Linked DNA regions of Homo sapiens: region 1 is linked to region 2. A link is a loop called in an ENCODE intact Hi-C map of the cell type or tissue named here. Cell type or tissue: PC-3. All regions are shown on one strand. Each heading gives the region's core, and the rest is flanking DNA. Links, peaks and the distances in the headings are about the cores only.

Region 1 (17,552 bases), core at 5,809-13,808, 110 kb after region 2:
AATATAATTCACCTGAATCCCTGACACAAAGAAGGCTGCATGTTTTGTTTTGTTTTTAACAAGTGAGAATAGCTCCTCTATATCAAGAGGCCTTCGGGCACATAAGATCCTAGAGCATTTCTAAATTCAAACTTAATGTACTTTTGATAACTAAAAAACTAAGTAGTAATCTGATATGCCTTCATATGGTCATTATTCATTTTTTCATAGGTTAACCTTTGAGATTTTGTTGTTGTTGTTTTGTTGTTTGTTTTTGAGACGGAGTCTTGCTCTGTCACCCAGGCTGGGGTGCAGTGGCATGATCTCCGCTCACTGCAAACTCTGCCTCTCAGGTTCAAGCTATTCTTGGGCTTCATTCTCCCAAGTAGCTGGGATTACAGGTGTGCACCACCACACCCAGCTAATTTTTGTTTTTTTTTTTAGTAGAGATGCAGTTTCACCATGTTGGCCAAGCTGGTCTCAAACTCCTGACCTCAAGTGATCTGCCCACCTCGGCCTCCCAAAGTGCTGGATTACAGGCGTGAGCCACTGTGCCTGGCCTAACCTTTGAGATTGTATGTATAAGTGACTAAAGTATTTCAGCGAGCTCATTTTCACTGATCATGTTAAGAAAGGAAAGATGGGTGCCTGTTTGTATCTTTTATAACTAGCCTCATTCTCAAAAGTATTTGAAGAGACTAGGTGAATGTCTATAGGTATCTACTATATTGCACCAGATCTACAGCTCAGATTTCTGGTGATTGTAGGTTTCACATATATCAACATTGAGGCAGCCTATTCTAAGTCAACAGGGCTCAAATGACACTACCACCTTAGAATGCAAAACACATTTCAGAAGAATTAGAGAATTAAAACTTTTTTGAAAATCAAAAGTACCAGCCTGGGCAACATAGTGAGATCCTGTCTCTACCAAAAAAATTATCCAGGCATGATGACACACACCTATTAGTTACTCAGGAAGCTGAGGTGGGAGGATTGCTTGAGCCCGGGAGGTGGAGCCTGCAGTGAGCCAAGATTATGTCACTGCGCTCCAGCCTGGGCGACAGAGCAAGACTATCTCAAAAAAAAAAAAAAAAAAAAAAAATCACAAGTAAAAATTAGAAGAAATTAAAGTGAATATGTCTCTGGAGGGAATTTTTTAAGTAGTAGAAGAAATAAATAAGGGAAAGATACATAGATCTCATTCATTAATTCAACACATTTTTTCAGCACTATATGAGGTAGTGGGCATTGATAAATAAGGCAGACAACAGTCCCTTCTTTCATGGGACTTACATTCCAGAAGATGATGACGAACTACCTCATTTGATGACACAGACGTTTTAGATTTTAAACTTCTGTATAAATAAAATACAAGCAAAAGGAAAAATCCCTGAAAAACTTCAACAAATATAAGTGCTAATATCTCTTAACTATATAGAGTTTAAACAAATCAACAGAAAAGAATACTAAAACTCCACCCAACAGATAACTGGGCAAAGACCATAACCAGAAAGTGTACAGGAAGGGCCACAAGTAACTGGTTAATAAACACTAATTAGAATGCATAGCCATAAATCAATCAAACATATTAAAACAACTAATATGTTAAAAAACATATTAAAACAACAGTCATATTAAAACAAATCAAACATATTAAAAGAACATTTTTAAACTATCAAATTAATGAATATTTTAAAAATAACGATAAACAAGACATACAAATTTGGTGAAATGAGTATGCTCTTGATTGCTGAAGTTCTGTCAAAATTTATCAACAACCTGTACATAATCTTTAGTAAATCCCATTTGTGACAATCCTTAAAAAGTGATGCCCAAATTTAGGCCGGGCGCAGTGGCTCATGCCTGTAATCCCAGCATTTTGGGAGGCCGAGGCAGGTGGATCACGAGGTCAAGAGATCAAGACCATCCTGGCCAACATGGTGAAACCCCGTCTCTACTAAAAATACAAAAAATTAGCCAGGTGTGGTGGCGGGCGCCTGTAGTCCCAGCTACTAGGGAGGCTGAGGCAGGAGAATGGCGTGAACCCAGGAGGCAGAGCTTGCAGTGAGCCGAGATCACTGCACTCCAGCCTGGGCGACAAAGTGAGACTTGTCTCAAAAAAAAAAACAAAAACAAAAACAAAAGTGATGCCCAAATTTAGAAAAGACTATGCATTGGGCTGAGTGTGGTGGCTCATGCCTGTAATCCTAGCACTTAGGGAGGCAGAGGCAGGAGGATAGCTTAAGCCCAGGTGTTCAAGACCTGTTTGGACAACATAGCAAGACCCCATTTTCAAAAAAACATAAAAATAAGCCAGGTGTGGTGGCTCATACCTGTAATCCCAGCACTTTGGAAGTCTGAGGTGGGCAGATCGCTTGAGGCCCGGAGTTCGAGACCAGCCTGGCCAACATGGTGAAATCCCATCTCTACTGAAAATACAAAAAAATTAGCCAGGCATGGTGGCAGGCGCCTATAATCTCAGCTACTCGGGATGTTGAGGCAAGAGAATAACTTGAACCCAGGAGGCAGAGGTTGCAGTGAGTCGAGATCACATGACTGCACTCCCGCCTGGGTGACACAGCAAGACTCTATCTCAAAAATAAAAATAAAATAATAAAAATAAAAGACTATGCATCGTCTTATCACAGCATTTGTTTTTTATCTGAGCATTGAGTACCAATATTCTTGCATGACAAAGTTGTGTATGTAATCAAAAGTTATAACACAAATTATCCAATGAACTGACCACTTATAAAATTATATTCTATTCAAATATCCCTTCCTGCAGACAGGTTCATGTCTTTGTGAGTCAGTTTCACTCCCTCATTCTTAAACGATCATCCAACAATACATTTTTTTATTTTTATTTTTTTTAAGACAGAGTCTTGCTCTGTCACCCAGGCTGGAGTGCAGTGGTACGATCTTGGCTCACTGAAACCTCCATCTTCCGGGTTCAAGCAATTCTCCTGCCTCAGCATCCTAAGTAGCTGGGACTACAGGCATGCTCCACCATGCCCAGCTAATTTTGGCATTTTTAGTAGAGACAGGGTCTCACCATGTTGCCCAGGCTGGTCTCGAACTCCTGATCTCAAGTGACCCACCTGCCTTGGCCTCCCAAAGTGCTGCGATTACAAGCATAAGCCACCATGCCTGGCCTATTTCTTTTCTTCTACAGCCTTTTGTTTTACCTGGAGTCAATTAGTGCCTCATTTTTTTTCACTTGCACATTTTGCTACATATATTTTCTTCATTTTTCCCCATCATATCAGCTGTTCTTGTGCCCCTTTTTCTTTTGAAACATTCCTTCTAGAGTTTCCTATTTTCTTTTTCTATTATATTGATTGGTTTCTCTTTCAGCTTGCTGCACAGTGGTCAACCTGGGACATTTCCTCACTACTCCTCTCCCAGATTGTATCTACTTTCTCCTGGGTCCCATGCCTTCCTCTTTCTGGATCTGCTCCTTTGTTTTGCTGTATTTATCACCAGCGGCATCTTTTAAAATGGTATTTGGGAGGTAATTTTTATGAGTTTTTGCATGTTGAAAGTCTTTGTTTTCACAATTCATTGTTAGTTTGGCTAAATATAGAATCCTAAGTTGAAAATAATGTTCCTGTTCTCATCTTTCTGAGGATGCTAATTGTATTTTTAAAAAATCTTCCCCTTCTATTCCCAGAGTTCTGTTTTCAACCAGGTTTCCATCCTTCTGTCTGTTTATCTCCATCTCTTGTTCACATTAAAGGCTTTTTTTTTTTTTTTTTTGAGACAGAGTCTCGCTGTGTCACCCAGGCTGGAGTGCAATGACGCGATCTCGGCTCACTGCAACCTCTGCCTCCTGGGTTCAAGCGATTCTTCTGTCTCAGCCTTCCTAGTTGCTGGGATTACAGGCGCACGCTGCCATGCACGACTAATTTTTTGTATTTTTATTAGAGACAGGGTTTCACCGTGTTCCCCAGGCTGGTCTTGAACTCCTGAGCTCAGGCAATCCACCTGCCTCGGGCTTCCAAATTGCTAGGATGACAGGCGTGAGCCACCAGGCCCGACCTAAAGGATTTTCTTACTTGCATGGTAGAAACTGTGGGTATGTGGCTAGGATATGTTGAGATCAGACAAGTGAATGGCAAACCCAGTCTTTTTCCTAGGGTTCCCTAAGTGTTGGGATATAGTGTTCTTTCCTCTGGGCTCATTGAGTTTTTCCAGAGGATAAACTCCACCAATCTTTTGCCCAAGGGGCCTATGTCCAGTGGCTGGCCTATGCTATGGTTTGAATGCGTCCCCTCCAAAATTCAGGCATTGTCAACGTGATAGTATTCAGAGGTGTGGACTTTAAGAGGTGATTAGGCCCCTAGGGCTCCCTGCAGATCTAAGGAATAGAAGGATATTCAAATTGCACAAAATAGCGGTTTATCCCACATAAACAGGAGCTCCATTTATTTAACATTCATTGTTGTAGAGTTTCTCTGAAACTATTCTATTTCACATTTATGTCAAAATTGCTCATCTTATAAGAATCGACAGACTTACGTATTTTACTAGTTAAACATCTGTGAAAATTCCCAACATAGCAACTCTGTAAATTTTATTTTTTCTTATTTTGTAGACGGTTTTACGGAATTGTCTTAAGGCTACTGTCTAAAAGCATAGCACACGTGTTCCATGCACTGAAAGAACAGTTAATAAGGACATAAGTGGGACACTGTCTCACATTTCTCCCTCTTTTCGGTTCCTTTTCTTTCTCTCAGATACCCTAATTCTTGTCTCATTTATGTTCCTGGGAGCATGGCGGAGAAGGGGAGAGAATCTGATAGGTCACTAATGCCTTAGTATGAACTTGATCAATATTTTCCTCATTTTGGGAGCTTATGCATTTAGAAGAGGACATGTGAAAAGGCAAAATCCTCCACAAAACATTTCTCAACAGTTAAATCAAGGGTGGTATATGTCAACTCTTGGGCTCTCATATCCTACCTGTGGAGTTTCAGGCATTGCTGCAGTGAGTGAGAAAGATATAAATACAAATTTCCCTTCCTGGGCCCCTCAACTAATGAATACCTTATGGAAAGGCTCTTGGACCCAAAAGCTGAGAGGACACCTAGCGCTTTGGTTTATTTGATTTTTGCTTAGGATGTAGGCTCCGAGAAATGGGTATGGGTGCCCCTTGCCTTAACCAAGCTTTCTCTTCACCCATGCCCTCTTCTCCTTCCTCTACCTAGGGTCGGGCACTTGCTGGGAAGCTTATCAAGCAAATGTATTGCTAAGTTTTGGAGGTGGCTGTTGGAACAAAGAAGATGCATGTGGTTTTTTGTTTTTGTTTTTTTGAGAAGGACTTTCGCTCTTGTTGCCCAGGCCAGAGTGCAATGGCACTATCTCAGCTCACTGCAACCTCCTCCTTCTGGGTTCAAGTGATTCTCCTGCCTCACCCTCCCGAGTAGCTGGGATTAGAGGCATGCACCACCACACCTGGCTAATTTTGTAATTTTAGTAGAGATGGGGTTTCTCCATGTTGGTCAGGCTGGTCTTGAACTCCTGACCTCAGGTGATCTGCCTGCCTCGGCCTCCTAAAGTGCTGGGATAACAGGCATGAGCCACCATGCCCGGCCCAACAGATAATGTTAAATTGAGTCATCAGTGTCTAATTTGGGGCGCCATGTTTCAAGTTCCCACATTAGCCAGACACACACCTTGTGAATCACAGACTCTCATTTAATATGTATAAGTTTGTGTGTGCTTGCGTGTATACACATTGGTTGGATAACTGACCTTAGACTATCCCTGCCCTGTTGAAGCACAAAGAGAGCATTGATAAAATGTCTCACTTGCCTTTGTATCAACAATGCCTACTTGGCATAGGGTGTCACACACATAAGCATCCAAAATGATTTCTGGAACAGATGAAAGAACTTGCATATGAACTCATTCTACTGCAAAGGGGTCAAGTGGGGAAACCTGGCCTCATGATCAAGCCTCAGTTATCAGGGGGAAGTTGTCACTTTAGAGATAGTACAACATATATATATATATATTTTTTTTTTAATAGAGATGAGGTCTTGCTCTGTTGCCCAGGCTGGTCTTGAACTCTTGGTCTCAAGGGGTCCTCCCACCTTGGCCTCCCAGCATGTTGGGATTATATGGTTAAGCCACTGCACCTGGTCTGACAGCACAATATTGACTACTTGGCTTTAGGTTTTAAGCGAGTTGCTTACGTCAGGGTCCCCAACCCCCAGGCTTCATAGGAGGAGGTGAGGGGTGGGCGAGCAAGGGAGTGAAGTTTCATCTGTATTTATAGCCACTCCCCATCACTCGCATTGCTGCCTGAGCTCCAGCTCCTATCAGATCAGCGGCAGCATTAGATTCTCATAGGAGCAGGAACCCTATTGTGAACCGCACATGCAAGGGATCTAGGTTGTGCACTCCTTATGAGAATCTAATGCCTGATGATCTGTCACTGTCTCCCATCACCCCCAGATGGGACTGTCTAGTTGCAGGAAAACAAGCTCAGGGCTCCCTCTGATTCTACATTATGGTGAGTTGTATAATTATTTCATTATATATTACAATGTAATGATAATAGAAATAAGGTGCACAATAATGTAATGCACTTGAATCATCCCGAAACCATTCCCCACTCCAACCCTGGTCCATGGAAAAACTGTCTTCTGTGAAACCAGTCCCTGGTGCCAAAAAGGTTGGGGACCGCTGCACTAAGTGGTAAGACAGCTCAAAGCCCAGCTTTTGAGGTCACCAAAAAACTAAGCCCTGACTCTATCTCTTAATAGTTGTGTGACCTTGAGCAATTAATGGCCACTTCCTGACCTGTCAAATAGAGATGATAAATTAATACTATCTCCCCAAGTTATGAGGATTACATGAGACAGTCTATGTCAGTCACTGAACATTGCACCTGGCACCAGAAGACACTAAACGGGTGGTAGTCAAGATCATTATCAAAGTTAACCCTACTACATGCTGTAGTTGATTTATAAAGTTTCTTCCAGTTTTAACAATCCTTCACACTTCCATAACTATGAAGCTAATTTTTAGAACAATTAAACTGAATGATAAAATCAACCAAATGAGTTTTCGTATAAAAGCTGAATGGCACATTATAATGTCCTAAGGATTACAGCATTTATCACACGAAGGTTTGAGACATTGTTCTCTCAGCAAACATTGCTTCTTTACCACACCCACACTGCACGCCACCATCTCCCACTGCTGGGATCAAAAGAGTTTCCTCTCTGCAGTTCACAAGTTTGTGGATCTAAACCAAATCCATAAGTCTGCTCTGGGAATGCATGTTTAAGACAGACATGAATCACAGCCCTGGGCTGTTACTTTGCCTTGGAACATTTTCCATAAAAGTATTCTTTTTACTTTTTCAAAGGACAGGATGTTCCAAATCAGTGAATCACTTTTATTTATAAAATGGAATGGATGAGGTGATATCAGTAAAAGTGGCAGAGTAAGCATCTCCCAAAATCTCCTCCATAAAAGCAATAGAACAATGGCAGAAATGGTCACAATCAACTACCTTCTGCTATTTCACATACCAAGTAGATTGTCCTGCCTGAATTATTTTTCAGTTGTTCTGTACTAATAGTAAACAAATCATTATTAACTCACAGCCTTCATTTAAAAGCATGCATTTCAAAGGAAATACAATATCATGCAGTGGAGAAAAAACTTGGTGTCCTAACTGCTTGCTTCCAAAGCCAACTGAACACATGCATTTATCTCCATTCTTTTCCCATCAAATAAAAAAAGACGTAACTATTGTAGAACAGACTAGGGGCTGCTCACCCAGTGCAGTAAGACCAGATACCTAAAGTGAGGTTTGTAGTAGAAAACGGGAAGGCATTTATTTGCAGGGCACCAAGCAAGGAGGGCCAGACAGCTAATGTTTAAGTCCTGACCTCCGCAGTGGCTTGCAGGTAAGAATTTTTAAGGGTAGGGCTAAATGTGGGGAAAGCAGACATTACAGGCAAAATTGTAAATTATATATGGAGGTTATACATTGGTTTTATTTAGCCTAAAAGGGTGACATTGCATGAACCAAGGGCTTACAGGTCATAGGTACATTTAAAGATTTTCTGATTTGCAGTTGGATAAAAAAGAGGCTTGGTTTAAAAATTGGGGGCCAGGCCAGGGGCGGTGGCTCATGCCTGTAATCCCAGCCCTTTGGGAGGCTAACGTGGGTGGATCACTTAAGGTCAGGAGGTCAAGATCAGCTTGGGCAATATGTTGAAACCCCTTCTCTACTAAAAATACAAAAATTAGCTGGGCGTGGTGGCCCACACCTGTAATCCCAGCTACTAGGGAGGCTGAGGCAGGAGAATCACTTGAACCCGGGAGGTGGAGGTTGCAGTGAGCCGAGATTGTGCCGCTGCACTCCAACGTGGGCGACAGAGTGAGACTCTGTCTCAAAAACAAAAACAAAAAACAAACAAACTGGGGACCAGCAGAAAAGAATGTTAGCTCTGGCTTGTGGGTGTGACTTTTTCCAGGTCCCACCTGAAAGAAATTTAGGATAAGAATGTGGTCCCAGCTATTCAGGAGGCTGAAGCAGGAGAATGGCGTGAACCTGGGAGGTGGAGCTTGCAGTGAGCTGAGATCACGCCACTGCACTCCAGCCTGGGCGAAAGAGCAAGACTCCGTCTCAAAAAAAAAAAAGAATGTGGTTAGAGTTTAGTCCCAGTTCCCCCTTATTTGACATCTATGGACCTGGCACATTCATTTGGTGGGGGTCCGGGTTTCAGTCATATGTTAAGAGGTCATAGGGGTAGCAAACATCCTGTGATTTTAGTGTTCTTGGCTATTGTTTTTGGCTACTGTTATCTTTTTTTTATTAAGTTATTTACTTCTCAGGGCTAGCTATCAATAGGTATCTGAAAAAATTTTTGAAGGAATTTAAAATATAAAAAACATTTATGTTTGGTGGGGCATCCAGGTCCCTAAGAGGGGGTTCCTGTTCTATCTCACCCTACCCCCGCAACACACAACTATACATACACATACACAAAGAGCCAAGAGAGAGACAGCAGTCAACATGAGAGAATGACATATTTTTGGAAGATGTGAAGCAGTTTGGAGGAATAGTAGCTGACCTGGCAGTGTAGAGAAGGCAGAAGCGTAAATCCTTGCAGAGGACTTGCGAAGGAGAAGCAAGCTGATTTGCTCCACAGAACACAAGAAAAGCTGGGGAATTTAAGGCATCAGGCACCTGTGCGGTGGGGGTGGGGGTAGATCTGAAAGCAGAAGGTCTGGTTGAATATTTTTACTTCAGGTCCGTCTCCCCTCACCCCTAGCTGTCAGGCAACTCCCCTTCCCATATCCCTACAGGAGACAGGGAGTTTAGTTCTGAGGGGACTGCACCACAGATCTGGACTCAGGAGCCCCAAGCACTGTGAGGATGTGGGCCTTTACTGAAAACTGGAATTAAGTGAACTTCTACACACTGAATGATGAGACCACAGGCCCCTCCCTCCACTCAGCTCCCAGAACACTGACAGCTGGCTTAAACCCCAGGCAGGAAGCTGATGAGTCGTTTTGAATCAACTGACATATCCTAGAAAAAAGACCTACAGATACGGATATTTATGGGCTATCAAAGGAAAAGCCAGGTCCTTATCCCACCCATCCAGTATGAAACCCACCTGGAGATAATCCCCACCTGTATTCATTCACTATGACTGCTATAACAAATTACTACAAATTCAGTGTCTTAAACAAACAAATTTATTCTCTCATAGTTCTAGGGTCTGAAGTCTGAGTCAGTTTCACTGGGCTAAAATTATATGTCAGCAGGGCCATGCTCCCTCCAGAGGATCTAAGGGAGAAGCTGTTCCTTACCTCTTTCAGCTTCTAGTGGCTGCCAGCATTTCTTGACTTGTGGCTGCACCACTGTAATCTTTGCTTCTATATTTGAATTGCCCTCTCCTCGTGTGTGTGTGTGTGTGTGTGTGTGTGTGTGTGTGTGTGTGTAATCTCATTCTTCCCCACCCTGGAGTACAGGATAATCTCCCCATCCCAAAATCCTTAGCCACATCTGCAAAATCTCTGCCATGTAAGGTAACATCCATAGATTCCAGGCATTAGGGCATAGACATATCTTTGGGGGCTATAATTTAGCCTTCTATACCACCCACATACAGAGAGCTTTCAATCAGCCTTTTAGTCTCTCACACACTTAAATGTTAGTGAGATCAAAAGATTTTTCACCTTGTAATCTGAATTTATTTATGAATTGTCTATTTATGTCCTTTATCTGTTTTACTTTTCTGTTGTTTTTCCTATAGATTGTTATGATAATTTTATAGATAATGCTATTAATCCTTTATCTGTTAGGAATGTTGAAAATACTTTTCCTAGTCTACATTTGCCTGTTAACTTTGTTTGCAGTTTGTTTTCTGATATACAAAGCATTTTTAATGTTATATAATCAAATCTAGTATTTATTTTCCTTTGAAATTTCTTCCATTGCTATTATCTCAGAAAGTTTGCTTATCCTTAGATATATACTAATATATTTTCTCCTGGTTTAATGGCTTCAAAAGTATCAAATTTTTTAATCAATATGAAATTTATTTTAATGTGTGCTATGAAGTGAGAATCTAACACCTTTTCCAAGTTATTTAATAATAAGTTACCTAACATATCTTTTCCTTTCCCTACTGACTTGTCATACCATCTTTATCAAATATAAAAATCTTGTATTAATAAAAAAATCTTGTATTAATATATTCTAGGATCTGTTTCTGAGCTCTGTTCAGTTTTCTCAATTTTTTTTTTTGCAGATGTTTGCTATGCGGTCTTTTTTGATCCTGAGTTTGTAACTACAAATAAATTATAGTGCATCAAACTATCCCAAAACAATTTTATATTTTATTTCTGTTTTTTGTTTGTTTGTCTGTTTGTTTTGTTTTTGTTTTTGTTTTTGAGTCTGAGTCTCACTCTATTGCCCAGGCTGGAGAGCAGTGGTGTGATCTTGGCTCACTGCAACCTCCGCCTCCCGGATTCAAGCCATTCTCCTGCCTCAGCCTCCTGAGTAGCTGGGATTACAGGCGCATGCCACCACGCCCAGCTAATTTTTGTATTTTTAGTAGAGACGGGGTTTCACCATGTTGGCCAGGTTGGTCTCAAACTCCTGACCTCAAATGATGCGCCTGCCTCAGCCTTCCAAAGTGCTGGGATTACAGGCGTGAGCCACTGTGCCCAGCCAATTTTATATTTTCTTATTCTTTCAGATGATTTATATAATTATTTATTTTTTTGACATCCTACTGACTAGCTATTTATCTAAAAGAGTTCATTTTTTATCATAACTCATGGTCATGCATTTGGAAATATTTAGAAATAGAAAAGCATTTTCATATCTTTAAAAGGAAAGAAACAGAGAGGTGCTTCCTTTTTGTTAATACCATGATCTATTGAATATCTCTAGCGATTTAATTAATTAATTCACCAAATACTATGTGCCAGTCACTTGCCTAGGTGCTAGGTATACAGGAAAGAAATCCCTGCCTTCATAAGCTTACGTTCTAGTGAGGGGGAAAGATAAAAACAGAGTAGATACATTTTAAAAGGTATTGTGTCTGACAGTTATGAATGCTATGAAGTAAAAAATAAACCAAGGAAGGGGACAGCAAATTTGAATAGGTGACTTGGGAAGACCTTCCTGAGAAAGTGGTATTTCAGTCAAGACCTAAAGAAAGTAAAGGAGCCGAACATTTTCTTCTACACTTTGCCACAAATTGGTTACTCATTTCTCGTATATCTTCAGATATACTTTATGTATATCTTAAATCAATTGCATTAGTCATTCAGAGCTTATCTACTATGATGAGCAAAATGTTAATCTTACTATAGCAAAAGGATTCATAGTATATTTTATTTTGAAAAATGTTTATGGCCACATAGTAGGTATATATATTTATGGAGTACATGAGATATTTTGATACAAGCATACAATGTGTAATAGTAACAGCAGGATAAATGGGGTATCCATCACCTCAAGCATTTATCATTTCTTTATGTTACAAACATGCCAATTATACTCTTATTTTTATTTTATTTATTTATTTATTTATTTTTTTGAGATGGAGTCTCACTCTGTTGCCCATTCTGGTGTGCAGTGGCGCGATCTCAGCTCACTGCAACCTCTGCCTCCCAGGTTCTAGCAATTCTCCTGCCTCAGCCTCCTGAGTAGCTGGGATTACAGGCGCATGCCACCACAGCTGGCTGATTTTTGTATTTTCAGTAGAGGTGGGGCTTCACCATGTTGGCCAGGCTGGTAGGCTGGTCTTGAACTCCTGACCTCAAATGATCCGCCTGCCTCCCAAAGTGCTGGGATTACAGGTGTGAGCCACCGTGCCCAGCCAATTTTTAAATGTACAATAAATTATTGTTGACTATAATCACCTGTTGTGCTATCAAATACTAGATCTTATCATTCTATCTAACTATATCTTTGTATCCATTAACCATCTCCACTTCCCCTTTCTCCATCCTCCACTACCCTTCTTAGTCTCTGGTATCCATCCTTCTACTCTCTATCTGCATGAGTTTGATTGTTTTATTAATAATTTTTAGCTCCTACAAATACATGAGAACATGCAAAGTTTGCCTTTCCGTGCATGGCTTATTTCACTTAACATAATGACCTCCAGTTCTGTTCATGTTATTGCAAATAGGAGGACCTCATTATTTCTTATGGCTGTGTAGTACTTTGTTGTGTATATGTACCACATTTTCTTTATCCATTCATCTGCTAATGTACACTAAGGTTGCTTCCAAATCTTGGTTATTGTGAACAGTGTGCTGCAACAAACACCAGATACCTCTTCAATATACTGATTTCTTTTCTTTTGGGTATATACCCAGCAGTGAGATTGCTGGATCATATGGTAGCTCTATGTTTACTTTCTTGAGGAACCTTTGTACTGTTCTTCGTGGTGGCTGTACTAATTTACATTCTCACCAACAGTGTACAAGGGTTCCCTTTTCTCCACATCCTCGCCAGCATTCACTATTGCCTGTATTTTGGATATAAGTCATTTAAACTGGGATGCAATGATATCTCATTGTAGTTTTGATTTGCATTTCTCTGATGATTAACGATGTTGAGCACCGTTTTATACACCTGTTGGCCATTTGTATGTCTTCTTTTGAGAAATGTCTATTCAGATCTTTTGCCTATTTTTTAAACAAATTATTAGATTTTTTTCCTATTGAGGTTGGGCATGGTGGCTCATGCCTGTAATTCCAGCACTTTGGGAGGCCAAGGTGGGCAGATCGCTTGAGCTCAGGAGTTCAAGACCAGCCTGGGCAACATGGCAAGAGCCCATTTCTACAAAAAAATACAAAAATTTGCTGGATGTGGTGGCATGCACCTGTAATCCCAGCTACTTGAGGGGCTGAGGGGAAGGATTGCTTACACTAGGGAGGTCGAGGCTGCAGTGAGCTGTGTTTGCATCACTGCACTTCAGCCTGGGTGAAAAAGCAAGACGCTGTCTCAAAAAAAAAGACCTTTTTCCTATTGAGTTGTTTGAGCTCTTTATATATTCTGGTTATTAATCCTTTGTCAGACGGATAGTTTGCAAATATTGTCCCCCATTATGTGGGTCGTCTCTTCACTTTGTTGATTGTTTCCTTTGTTGTGCAGAAACTTTTTAACTTGATGTGATCCCATTTACACATTTTTGCTTTGGTTGCCTGTGCTTGTGGGGTGTCACTCAAGAAATCTTTGCCCAGACCAATGTCCTGGAGTTTCCTCAATGTTTTGTTTTGATAATTTCATAGTTTGAGGTCTTAGATTTAATTTTTTTTTTTTTAACTAGAGACAGGGTCTCCCTATATTGCCCAGGCTGGTCTCGAATTCCTGGGCTCAAGGGATCCTCCTGCCTTGGCCTCCCAAAGTGCTAGGATTACAGACGTGAGCCACCATACCCAGCCAGATTTAAGTCTTTAATCCATTTTGATTTGATTTTTGTAAAATGGCAAGAGATAGGGTTCTAGTTTCATTCATCTTCATATGGATATCCAGTTTTCCTTGCACCATTTATTGAAGAGACTGTCCTTTCCCCAATGTGTATTCTTGGCACCTGTGTCAAAAATGAGTTCACTGTAGATATATGGATTTATTTCTGGGTTATCTATTCTGTTCCATTGGTCTCTATGTCTGTTTTTATGCTACTACCATACTGTTTTTGCTACAATAGCTCTGTAGTATAATTTGAAGTCAGGTAATATGATTCTTTCAGTTTTGTTCATTTTGCTCAGGATGACTTTGGCTATTCTGGGTCTTTTGTGGTTCCACGTTAAGTTTTAGGGTTCTTTCTTCTTTCTTTCCTTCCTCTTCTTTCTCTTCTTTCTCCTCTTCCTCCTCTTCCTCTTCTTCTTTCTTCTTTCTTCTTTCTCTCCTTCTCCTTCTTCTTCTTCAGACAGGGTCTTGTTCTGTTGCCCAGGCTGGACTGCAGTGGCACACACATGGCTCACTGCAGCCTTGACCTCCTGGGCTCGAGTGATCCTCCCACCTTAGCCTCGCTGAGTAACTGGGACCACAGGTGCATGCCATCATGCCCAGGTAATTTTTAAATTTTTTGTAGAGATGGAGTCTCTCTATGTTGCCTAGGCTGGTCTTGAACTGCTGGACTCAAGCAATCCTCCTGCCTCAGCCTCCCAAAGTGCTGAGATTATAGGCATGAGCCACTGCACCTGGCCTCAGATGATTTCTTGTTGCTCATTAATGTCCTTTCCTTTCAGAATTTGAAGAACTCCTTTTAGCGTTTCTTGTAGGACAGGTCTGGTGTTGAAATGCCTTAGCTTTGGTTGTCTGGGAAAGTATTTATCCTTCACATTTTAAGGATTTTTTACTGAATATACTATTCCAGGATAAGTTTTTTTCTTTCGGCACTTTAAATATGTCATGCCACTCACTCCTGGTCTATAAGGTTTCCACTGAGAAGTCTGCTGTCAGATGTATTGGTGCTCCATTGTATGTTATTTACTTCTTTCCTCTTGTGCTTTAGGATCCTTTCTTTGTGCTTGATTTTTGGGAGTTTGATTATTAATGTCTTGAGGTGGTCTTATTTGGGTTAAATATGCTTAGTGTTCTATAACCTTCTTGTACTTCAATATTTCTATTTTTCTCTAGGTTTGGAACGGTCCCTGTTATTATCCCTTTGAATAAACTTTCTACTTCAATCTCTCTCTCTATCTCTTTAAGGCCAATAACTCTTAGATTTGCCGTTTTGAGGCTATTTTATAGATTTTGTAAGCATGCTTCATTCTTTTTTCTTTTGTCTCCTTTGACTGTATTTTCAAATAGCTTGTCTTCAAGCTAATTCTTTTTTTTTTTTTTTTTTTTTTTTTTTTTTTTTTGAGACAGAGTCTTACTCTGTTGCCCAGGCTGGAGCGCAGCAGCACAATCTTGGCTCACTGCAAGCTCCGCCTCCCAGGTTCAAGCGATTCTCATGCCTCAGCCTCTCAAGTAGCAGGGATTACAGGTGTGCACCACCACACTCAGATGCTTTTTGTATTTTTAGTAGAGACAAGCTTTTGCCATGTTGGCCAGACTGGTCTTGAAGTCTTGGCCTCAAGCCGTCTGCCTGCCTCAGCCTCCCAAAGTGCTGGGATTACAGGCATGAGCCACTGCACCCCATCCAAGCTCACAAATTCTTTCTTCTGTTTGATCAGTTCTGCTATTGGGAGACTCTGATGTATTCTTCAGCATGTCAATTGAATTTTTCAGCTCCAGAGTATCTGCTTGATTTTTTAAAATTATTTTGATTTGTTTGCTAAATTTATCTGATAGAATTCTGAATTCATTCTCTGTGTCATCTTAAATTTTGTTGCACTTTGTCAAAACAGCTATTTTGAGGTGTCTGTCTGAAAGGTCACATATCTGTGTCACTCTGGGATTGATCACTCGTGCTTTATTTAATTCGATTGGTGAGGTTGTGTTTTACTAGATGGTCTTGATACCTGTATATGTTTGCCGATGTCTGGGCATTGTAGAGTTAGGTGTTTATTGTAGTCTTTGCAGCTGGTCTTGTTTGTACCTGTCCTTCTTGGGAAGGCTCTCCAAGTATTCAAAGGGAATTAAGTGCTGTAATCTGTCTTTGGTCACCGTAGCTGTGTCTGCATTAGAGGGCACCCCAAGCCTAGTAATTGCTGTGATTCTGGTAGACTTGTAGAGGTAATGCCTTGGTAGTCTTGGATAAGATCTGAGCGAGTTCCCTGGATTACCAGGCAGAGACTCTGGTTCTCTTCCCTTCCCTTCCCCCAAACAAACGAAGTCTCTCTTTGTGCTGAGATGCCTAAAGCTGAGGGACGGGTGACACAAGCACCTCTATGGCCAATATCCCTGGGACTGCACTGGGTCAGAGCCAGCATGGTACTGGGTCTCACCCAAGGGCTGCAGTAACTACCGCCTAGCTACTGCCCATGTTCACTCAAGGCCCAAAGGCTCTTCCCTTCAAGGCAGCATGCTGCCCCCTGGGCCAAGTGCAGATCAGAAATACCATCTGGGAGCCAGGGCCTGGAGTCAGGAAACTTAGGAATTTATTGGGTACTCTATACTACTGCAGCTAAGCTGGCACCCAAGCCAGAAGACAAAGTTTTTCCACTCGTCCCTCCCCTCTCCTCAAGCAGAAAGAATCTCTCTATGCCACTCAGGCCTGTAGCAAGTACTGCCTGGATACCACTAATGTTCACTCAAGGCTCTTCAGTCAGCTTGTGAGGAAGGCTGCCAGGCCTGGGTCTCTCCCTTCAGGGCAGTGGGCTCCCCTCTGGCCCAGTGGGAGTCCAGAAATGACATCCAGGAGCCAATGCCTGGAATTGGGAACCCCAGGAGCCTGCTTGGTGCTCCACTTCACTGTGGCCGAACTGGTACCCAAGCTGCAAGACAAAATCCCCTTTACTCCTCCCTCTCCTTTCCTCAAGCAGGAGTCTCTCTCTGTGACCACTGTAGCTGGGAAAGTGCTGGATCACACCTGAAGCAGCACAGCACTGGCTAAGGCCTGCAGTGAGTGTTGTCTGGCCACTGCTGGTGTTTATTCGAAGCCCAAGGGCTCTTTAGTCAGTAGGTGATGAATCTTGCCAGAACTGGGTCCTTCTCTTTAAGGCAGTGGATTCTCTTCCAGCCAGAGATGTGTCTAGAAATGTTGTCTGGGAGCTAGGGCCTGGTATGGGGGCCTCAGGACTCTGCCTGAGGTGCCCTATTCTGCTGTGGCTGAGCTGGTATCCAGATTCAAGACAAGTCCTCTTTACTCTCCCCTCTCCTCCTCTCAAGCAAAAGGAAGGCCTCTCTCTTGAAGCTGCAAGCTGTGCTGCCTGGGGCTGGGGGATGGCTGCTACAAGCACTCCTTTGGCTGCCCCAGCTGGTGTCTCACTAGGTCTTGTGTACCCTAAGTCCACTGCCTCTGAGCCCAGCAGAGCACCTGAACTTGCCCAGGAACTGCAGTCCTTGTGGCCGAGACTGCCTTTCAAGCTTATTTAGGACCTCAGAGCACTTCAGCCCACAGTGGTAGGGAGAGCTGGAACTCAGTATCGAACGGCTGGGATGGGCAATTCCT
Region 2 (8,000 bases), core at 1-8,000:
TGAGTGACAGTGTTTCCTGCTCTTTTTTTCTGCAGTCAGCCTACGCTGTGTCCCTGCTGCGGGAGTGTGTGAAGTTGCGGCCCTCGGACCCCACCGTGCCCCTGATGGCCGCGAAGGTCTGCATCGGGTCCCTTCGCTGGGTGAGTGAGCTGTGAGGGCAGGTCCCAGAGGCCTCCTGTGGGGAGGGTGGCAGCAGCTGGCTGTGCACGTCTTGACGTGTATGTGTGGGTGCATGCCGAAGGTGGAAAGGATGGGAGCTACCAGGCAGATGGGCCTGGGCAGGGAGAAAGTCTCTGAGGAGCTGCCAGCCTCCAATGGCAGGGTCCCCTGACTCAGGATGGTGTCTGGTTTGGCAGTTCAGCCTTGAACTGTGGCCTCCAGAGAGTGAAACATAAGGAAGTAGAGGTGTTCCCCACCTGCCCAGCAGCAGAGTAGTAGGTAAGACCTTGAGTCACCTGGACCAGCCTCATCATTTCTGAGGCTTCAGATGACCTTAGCATCCAATCTGCAAGGGCCTGCAAGGCGCGATTCTGGGGGCAGAGCTGCTCTTGGCGGAATGGGAAGTTGGTCTTTTCTGTCAGCCCCTCTCCTTCCTCTTGGCTCCAGCCCTCCAGGGCCCTGCCCTGTGCTCCGCTGCCTGCTTACTGCTCTCTGCAGAAGCAGCTGAACTGTTAGGAGGCTATGGCTCCAGGTCTGCTCTTTCCCCAGTTCGAGGCCTTTAACCCCCCAGTTGGGGGTTGCAGGCTCCTGAAGACTCCCATGAGATCAGCAGCTTGGAGTAGTGAAGGAGAACAGTGCCAGGAGCCCAGGTCCCCCGCCTTGCTGTAGTCCTCCTGCCCTGGGCCTACTCGGATGCTGCTCCAGGCCTATGGGGGCTCTTGGGCCACGGCACTGGGCCCCAGCAATGGGGCCTCTGTGCAGGTATCTCTTCCGACTGGGGGCCCACTTCTGGATAATCTTTGCTTTCTTCAGTCCCAATCAGCTTGCTGATGTCAGCCTCCTATTTCTACCCTCTCAAGCAACACAGAGCAAGCGCATTCTCCCTCCCACATGATGGATATCAGGCCCTTCTCCACCCACATCTCCCCAGTTCCTTCATCTGCTCTCCAGGCCCAGGGTCTCCTAAAGTGGGCACTTCCCCTGGAGATGGCCTCCCTGTCTTCCAGTTGGCCTGACACCTTCGGCCACCCCCTCACCATTGTGTGCCCAGCTTGTTTTAAGGCAGTGGGGGCCAGGCTCTGGGTGCATGCAGCAGGAGCTTCATAATTAGCAGCCTTTACAACTCTTCTTGCCACTTTCCCTCCTGTACACAAACAAATCATGGATTCTGGGGAGGGAGGCAATGAGCTTTCCACAAATTCCATGTTCCAACCTTTCTTCCCTGGGATTGGAAACTGGCCCCATCCCTCTGCTGGGTCCCCGCCTCATCATCGCAGCAGGGCTTGCCTTCTCTCTGCTCCAGGGAGTCAGTCCTCCCAAGCACAAAGAGGCTGGGTGAAAAGAGCACCTTTCCCCTTTTCCACCTGGTTCTCAGATCCCTGTGTCTGAAGTGCCCCATCCCCTCTGTGGCTGATCAGGAGGAAGGGAAAGTGTGGCATCTGGCTCGTGTTCTTTATGCTGTCATTTAGGCTGGGGAGAATTACGTGAGATCAGTCCTGTAATGGGCTCTGGGCTTTGGAAGGAGCAGTGTAATGAGGTAGTTAAGAGTTTCACTGCCCACCCACTGGGTACCCTAGAGTAAGGCACCTAACCTCACTGTGCCTCAGTTTTCTCATCTGTAAAATGGAAACAGTAAGTCTCCTCGGGTGGGACATAAATGACCAAGTAGGGAGAGGGCTGGACGGGTCAGGGAGGCATCATGGAGGAGGCAGCCTCAGACTGAACTGAGAGGGCAAGGGAGGATACAGGAGGGCCAAAACCAGGCCCTTGCATCACAGCTTGCTTTCCCCCACCTCATGAGTATCAGGGAACCCTTGGTTCCCAGGTCTTTTGGGGAAGACAGTTGGCACCCAGAGGTAGGGCGACCTTGTGAGCAAGCACTTCAGATACAGGTGGCCCATGGGTGCTGAGCACGTGCAGCAGAGGGTGGAGATATGAGCCAGAGTGTGCAGAGCAGGTGGGCTCCCCGACCCCAACTCAGGCCGCTGCTTGCTCCTAGGGCTTCTGAGAGGGGCCTCAAGCTCATCTCTGAGATGAAACCCAAAATACCCATCTCTGAGGGGGTGTAGCGGGGGAGGGCATCTGTGCCCCTCAAGGCTGCCAGCTCTGAGGTAGCTGTGGGTCCACCCAGCCAACGGCCGCCCTTGCCAGGAAGCCCTAAATTTAGGTCTTCCCACCATGCAGGAGCTGTTTCCCTCAGCAGCATAATTACAGTAATTATGTGCATTCAGATTACATGGTAATAAAATTAGGATCAAATCAGTCCAAATTGAAATCAGATGAGTTAGGAGCAAAGTAATCAATGACAACATAAATAGAAAAGCCCAAAAGGAAACTTAAACATGCAGACTTGTCATCAGAATCGAGGAGAAGGGTGAGCTGTTTAACTTCAGCTGAGCAGCATATTTGGGTTCAGGGGCTAGTTTGAGCCAGGGTTTAAATCAGGCACAGGCCAGAGTGATGTCCCATGGGTGGCCCGAGAGTGGGCTCCTGGCAACCTTCCCTGATCTGGAAGCTTCACCCCCTGCACCTCCTACCTGTCTTGGATACAGATCACATCACATTGTGATCATCTGTGTTTCTTGAGTGCAGGAATTATCTGTCTCTTCTTTGAAACCCCAGCCCAGGGTTCAATGCCTGGTGCTCGCTGGATGGATCCTTCTTGCCGATGGACACATTCACTTGGCAATGAATTCTGTCTTATGTGGTGCATGACTTCCCAACTAGGTGGGGAACTTGCTCACTTGCCATGTCTTGCACTCTGACCCCCTCTCCCCCACAGGAAGCCTACATATAGTAGGTGCTATACTAGTAACTGACGAAGCGACACACATCCCAACCTGCCAGGAAGGGACCAGATGAGGGATCTGTATTTGGTTTGGGGGTTCTCCCAGCACTCTGCACCTAATTCTTGCTCCCTAGGTGGCACTGTAAAGAGAGCAGGCTGTGGGATATCCAAGGGTTCTGAGAAGGGAGGCAACAAGCTCCCCACAAATTTCGTGTTTGAGCCCCTTTTTCTCAAGGACTGGAAACTGGCCCCATCCTTCTGCTGGGTTCCTGCCTCACCATCCCTAGTTCTACAGGGAGGCCCAGAGTGGGTCAGCCCTGTACTCTCTGTTCCTGAGGCTCACAGTGAAAAGAATGGGTCTGCCTGGCAGGCAGGGGGTGTTCGTGCATGAGACAGGGCACAGATCCCAAAAGGCGGCTCACACCCCCTTCGTCTCCTGCCTTCGCAGTTATTCTGGCTCACGTCAGCCCCCAGCAGGCCCAGCCAAGCCCCATGAGCAGGGGACAGAAATCTGGGGGTGGTCAATTTGGCCTGGGTTGCAGAAAGGGAGGCTGAAACTAGGACATTTGGAAAACGAGTTGTGCTGGGTGAAGCTGGACTGGGTGGCCATGTGCCCAGAGGCGGAGCACCTGCTCTTCCCACATCCTGTCCTCATGCCCAGAGCCACTGTTGGACACCCCATACCGGGTCTGGGTCTGAGAGCAAGGTTGTGTCTTGGGGATTGTGGCAGGCAGAGGGACGTGCATGGTCACGTGCTGGCTGGCTGATTCGGGGGTTTGCACCAGGGTGGGAGTAGCTGAGCAGGTTTGGGTTTGGAATGGGAGAGCACTGACCCTGGGGCTTATCTTGAAGTTCCCCTTGGTGAGGGAGGGCTTCCCAGGCTCTGACTCAGTGACGCCAGCACTGAAATCAGAGAGGCCTGCATGGCAGCCTTCTGCCTTGGCATGCCCAGCCTCCTGCCAGGGTCCCTATTTTTGCAGCAGAAGGAAAGAGAGATGTAAATATTTTTTTGTATCCCTCCAATTATTTAAAATTCATTTAACTTAAAAAGTTGAAACCTTTACAGGAGGCAAAGAGGAAAGGCTATGCATGTGTGGTGTCACACAGACAGCAGAGGAGTTGCAAAATGGAAACAGGGCATGCTTATCTTTGGAAAGGTCTCTGATGCCATCTCTCACCTCCTTCCTGAGGAGGGCAGCAGGGGGTAGTGGAAAAGTGCATAGGCTTTGGAGGCAGAGATGGTAGAGTTCAAATTTCTGCCTACCCATGTACTCCCACTTACTAGCTGTGTGACTTTGAGGGAGTAATTTACCCTGTCTGTGCCTCGGTTTCCTCATCTGTAGCCTGGAAACAATCATGTCCGCCATTATGGGGTAGCTGTGAATATCAGAGATGACATGAAGAGTGCCCCTGCTTAGCACACTGCGGGTACCTGCATGGTTGCTATCACCGTTACAGCCCCTTGAAAATAGCAGGCACACAAAAAGGATGCGCCTTGATGTTTTTGACTTCATTTTTCAAATTCAGGGGTGGGCAGAGCCAGGAAGATGGATTAAGTGTTGATGAGGCAGGGGAGAAAGAATGCCAGCCCTCCTGCCACCAGCTTGTAGAAATTGGAAAGAGTGCCTACTACTCCTCCCAGGGAGAAAAAAAGGGGATTTTTCAGTAGAGCAGCTAACAGCAGGTTCCGGGCTCGTGGGAAGGAACTAAGGAGAAACTGGAGGTGCTGTTAAAAACTCTGCGGGCTCAGAAACGAACTTTCTGTAGTTCCCAGAAAGAGAGGAACGAGGGTGAAGATTCCGAGGGCAAACCTTTTTGGCTCACTGCAAGGTGAGGTAACCCTTGAAATGGAAGGCAGTCCTGGGCATTAGCAGAGTGTGTGAGCAAGAAGCCAGTCTGTGTAGGGACCAAATTCGAAACACTGGAGAGACAGAGGAACTTGTAAAGTCACAGGAAATTTTCCCTTACTTATGTAACACAAAAACAAAGGATCAAAACATTATGTCCTTCAATGCATCCTTTTCCAAAGGGTCAGAGAGGAGAAAAATGAAACCCTCCAGAGGGTAGCTGTGAATCAGCATCAGGAGACTGGGGTTGGAAACAGTTCTGCTACTTCCTAGACAGGTGACCTTGGATAGGTCGCTTCAGCTCAGCTCCCTGTGCCCTCAGCGCCTTCTGCTGTGAAACACCAATGCCATCAGGTAGCTGTGGTGCTGTGAAAATGCCAGGGGAGCCCCTAATCACTCTAGAATTGCAGAGGACTAGGCAGGGAAAGATCTTCACCTGGGTTTTAGTGGCAAGGTTCCATGGCTGCCCTAGATAAACAAGGCATTCAAGAGCAGTGTATCACTGGGAGAAGGAAGGTTGAAGAGAACTCTGGAAACTCACCCTAGAAGTATTTTGATGAGCAAGGAAAGCCCGGTGCTGTAACCTGAGCTTGCTGCAGAAGCAGCAGCCTGGACTACAGAGCCACCAGCTGTTAACTTGGAGGCCACAAGGAGGAAGTGTCTGGAAAGGGCACATGAGGTGCTAGGCAGGGAGGAAGACGTCTGGAGTAGAGCAGAAGGGCAGGCGCTGGGCCAGTCTGCAGCCATCTGATTAGAGCAATTTTTCCAGATCGCAGGTGGGGCCCATTAGTGGGCTGTGAAATAGAACTCTTAAAAAAAAAATTTGAGGCCGGGCAAGGTGGCTCACACCTGTAATCCCAGCACCTTGGGAGGCCGAGGTGGGTGGATCACCCGAGGTCAGGAGTTCGAGACCAGCCTGGCTAACATGGTGAAACCCCATCTCTACTAAAAATAACAAAAATTAGCCAGGCATGGTGGCGGGCACCTGTAATCCCAGTGACTCGGAAGGCTGAGGCAGGAAAATCGCTTCAACCCAGGAGTCGGAGGTTGCAGTGAGTCAAGATCATGCCACTGCACTCCAGCCTGGGCAACAAGAGCGACACTCTGTCTCAAAAAAAAAAAAAAAAAAAAAAAAAAAATTTGAGACTGGGGTGGTAGGTCATGCCTATCATCTCAACATTTTGGGAGGCTAAGTGGGAAGGGTCGCTTGAGCCCAGGAGTTCCAGACAAGCCTGGACCACATAGTGAGACCCACCCTGCCTCATCTCTACAAAAAATAAAAATAAAAAGGTAAAAAGTCAGCCTGGTGCAATGGTGCGTGCCTGTGGTCCCAACTACTTGGGAGGCTGAGGTGGGAGGATCGCTTGAGCCCAGGAGGTCAAGGCTGCAGTGAGCTATGGTCATGCCACTGCACTCCAGCCTGGGTTACAGAGCGAGACCCCATCTCAAAAATAAAATAATCAAAACCTTGAAATAGACTGTAGATTATCAGAGAATAAGATAGGAAATACTCCAGTGTATTACCCACAGTGGGGTGAGTGGACCCTGGATAGGGGATGGAAAGCTCGACCAGCTCAGCATAGTGGACTGTGCGGGCCTGCGGAGGTGCCAACTTATGCTCATGTAGAGTCACTCCTCTGTGGCTAAGGATCTGGCTGAGAGACAAAAGGCAGGCAGTAATGTCTACTCTCTGGATTCCAGAGGGTCTTTGATGCCACTTCCCAATTTGTCATGTAGCTATGAGGAACCAGGACTATACTCAGATGACACTTGCCATCAGAGACTTAGGCTGAGATATTTTTAAAACCATGGAAGATTAATTGTATAATACATATACAAAATATGGATATATATATATTAGTATATATGAGTAGTTGTAATTGATATACATATATATATGAACCTGGCTAGCTGCAGTGGCTCACTCCTGTAATCCCAGCACTTTGGGAGGCCAAAGCAGGTGGATCACTTGAGGTCAGGAGTTTGAGACCAGCCTGGCCAACATGGTGAAACCCCATCTCTACAAACAATACAAAAATTAGCCGGGCATGGTGGCACACACTGGTAATCCCAGCTACTCAGGAGGCTGAGACACAAGAATCACTTGAACCTGGGAGGCAGAGGTTGCAGTGAGCCAAGATCGCACCACTGTACTCCAACCTAGTGGGTGACAGAGTGAGAGTCCGTCTCAGAAAAAAAAAAAAAAAAGCTGGCCAGGCACAGTGGCTCACACCTGTAATCCCAACGCTTTTGGAGGCCAATGCAGGTGGATCACCTGAGCTCAGGAGTTCGAGACCACCCAGGGCAACATGGTGAAACCCTGTCTCTGCTAAAAATATAAAAAAATTAACCAGTGTGGTGGTGTGTGCCTCTAGTTCCAGCTACTTGGGAGGCTGAGGCAGGAGAACCATTTGAATCCCAGAGGTGAAGGTTGCAGTGAGCTGAGATTGTGCCACTGCACGCCAGCTTGGGATACAGAGTGAGACTCCATCTCAAAAAAAAAAAAAAAAAGCTTATATTATTATATCAAAGCTTATATACATATAAGAAAGTAGATATCATATATGAAATATACAGTTATATATCTACATATGTAAATATATAGATATATAAATTACAACTATTAATAATAGTTATTTTTTTTTAAGCACTGCTGTGAGCATTGCCCCATCTTATCTCATCCTGTCCTCCCAGCACCTCATCCAGGGAGAGACACTATTGTTATCCCTGTTTTACAGAAGAGAGAAGGAAGCACAACAAAACAAAGTGACTTGCCCAAGGTTAGCAAGTGACCAGCCTAGGATTTGGACCAGGGTGTTTGGCCCCAGAGCTTGTGTTCTTAGCTGCTAGACTGCCCTGCCTCTTTGCATGAAGTGCCTACTCATGGATGTGGGGCTGATTCCGGAGTTGGGTGGGATTATAGTAACTCAGAACAGAGATGACAAAGTCAAATTCTCAAGGGCTTTAGGATTTACACTCTTGTGACATTATTCTCCCCTTTTGCCAGCTACAGTACCCATGTATATTAATACTGTGTGCTATTGTATTGTATATTGTCATACTTAATAGAATTGATCATACTTTTTTTCCTTCCTAATCACTGCTATGACTCTGCATGCAAAAAGCCTGCCTTGTAGTATGGTAATAGAAATCAAAATTATGGCCGGATGTGTTGGGTCACACCTGTAATCCCAGCACTTTGGGAG

The links. A loop is a pair of places that touch in the nucleus more often than their neighbours do. Peaks named below come from ENCODE experiments on the same cell type or tissue, not always from the same donor. Only the 100,000 strongest peaks of a DNase experiment are listed, where the experiment ranks them.
Region 1: a loop joins it to region 2, with 10 times the contacts of the local background. A loop is called at or near these places in 2 of 110 quality-filtered maps.

The regions. Positions count from the first base shown.
Region 1 is chr2:47,111,930-47,129,481 of GRCh38, forward strand. All of the region lies in intron 5 of STPG4 (sperm-tail PG-rich repeat containing 4), which reads right to left. Among named protein-coding and RNA genes, the nearest start is that of STPG4, 35 kb to the right of the region's middle. In PC-3, for the core only: a CTCF peak has its summit at 9,759; DNase peaks (open chromatin) are centred at 7,272, 9,482 and 9,782; H3K27ac peaks cover 2,695 bases.
Region 2 is chr2:47,011,296-47,019,295 of GRCh38, forward strand. TTC7A (tetratricopeptide repeat domain 7A) reads left to right here. Exons shown (of 20, transcript NM_020458.4): 11 at 36-140. Among named protein-coding and RNA genes, the nearest start is that of TTC7A, 74 kb to the left of the region's middle. In PC-3, for the core only: CTCF peaks have their summits at 4,124 (motif pointing right) and 5,425 (motif pointing right); a DNase peak (open chromatin) is centred at 5,366; H3K27ac peaks cover 1,389 bases.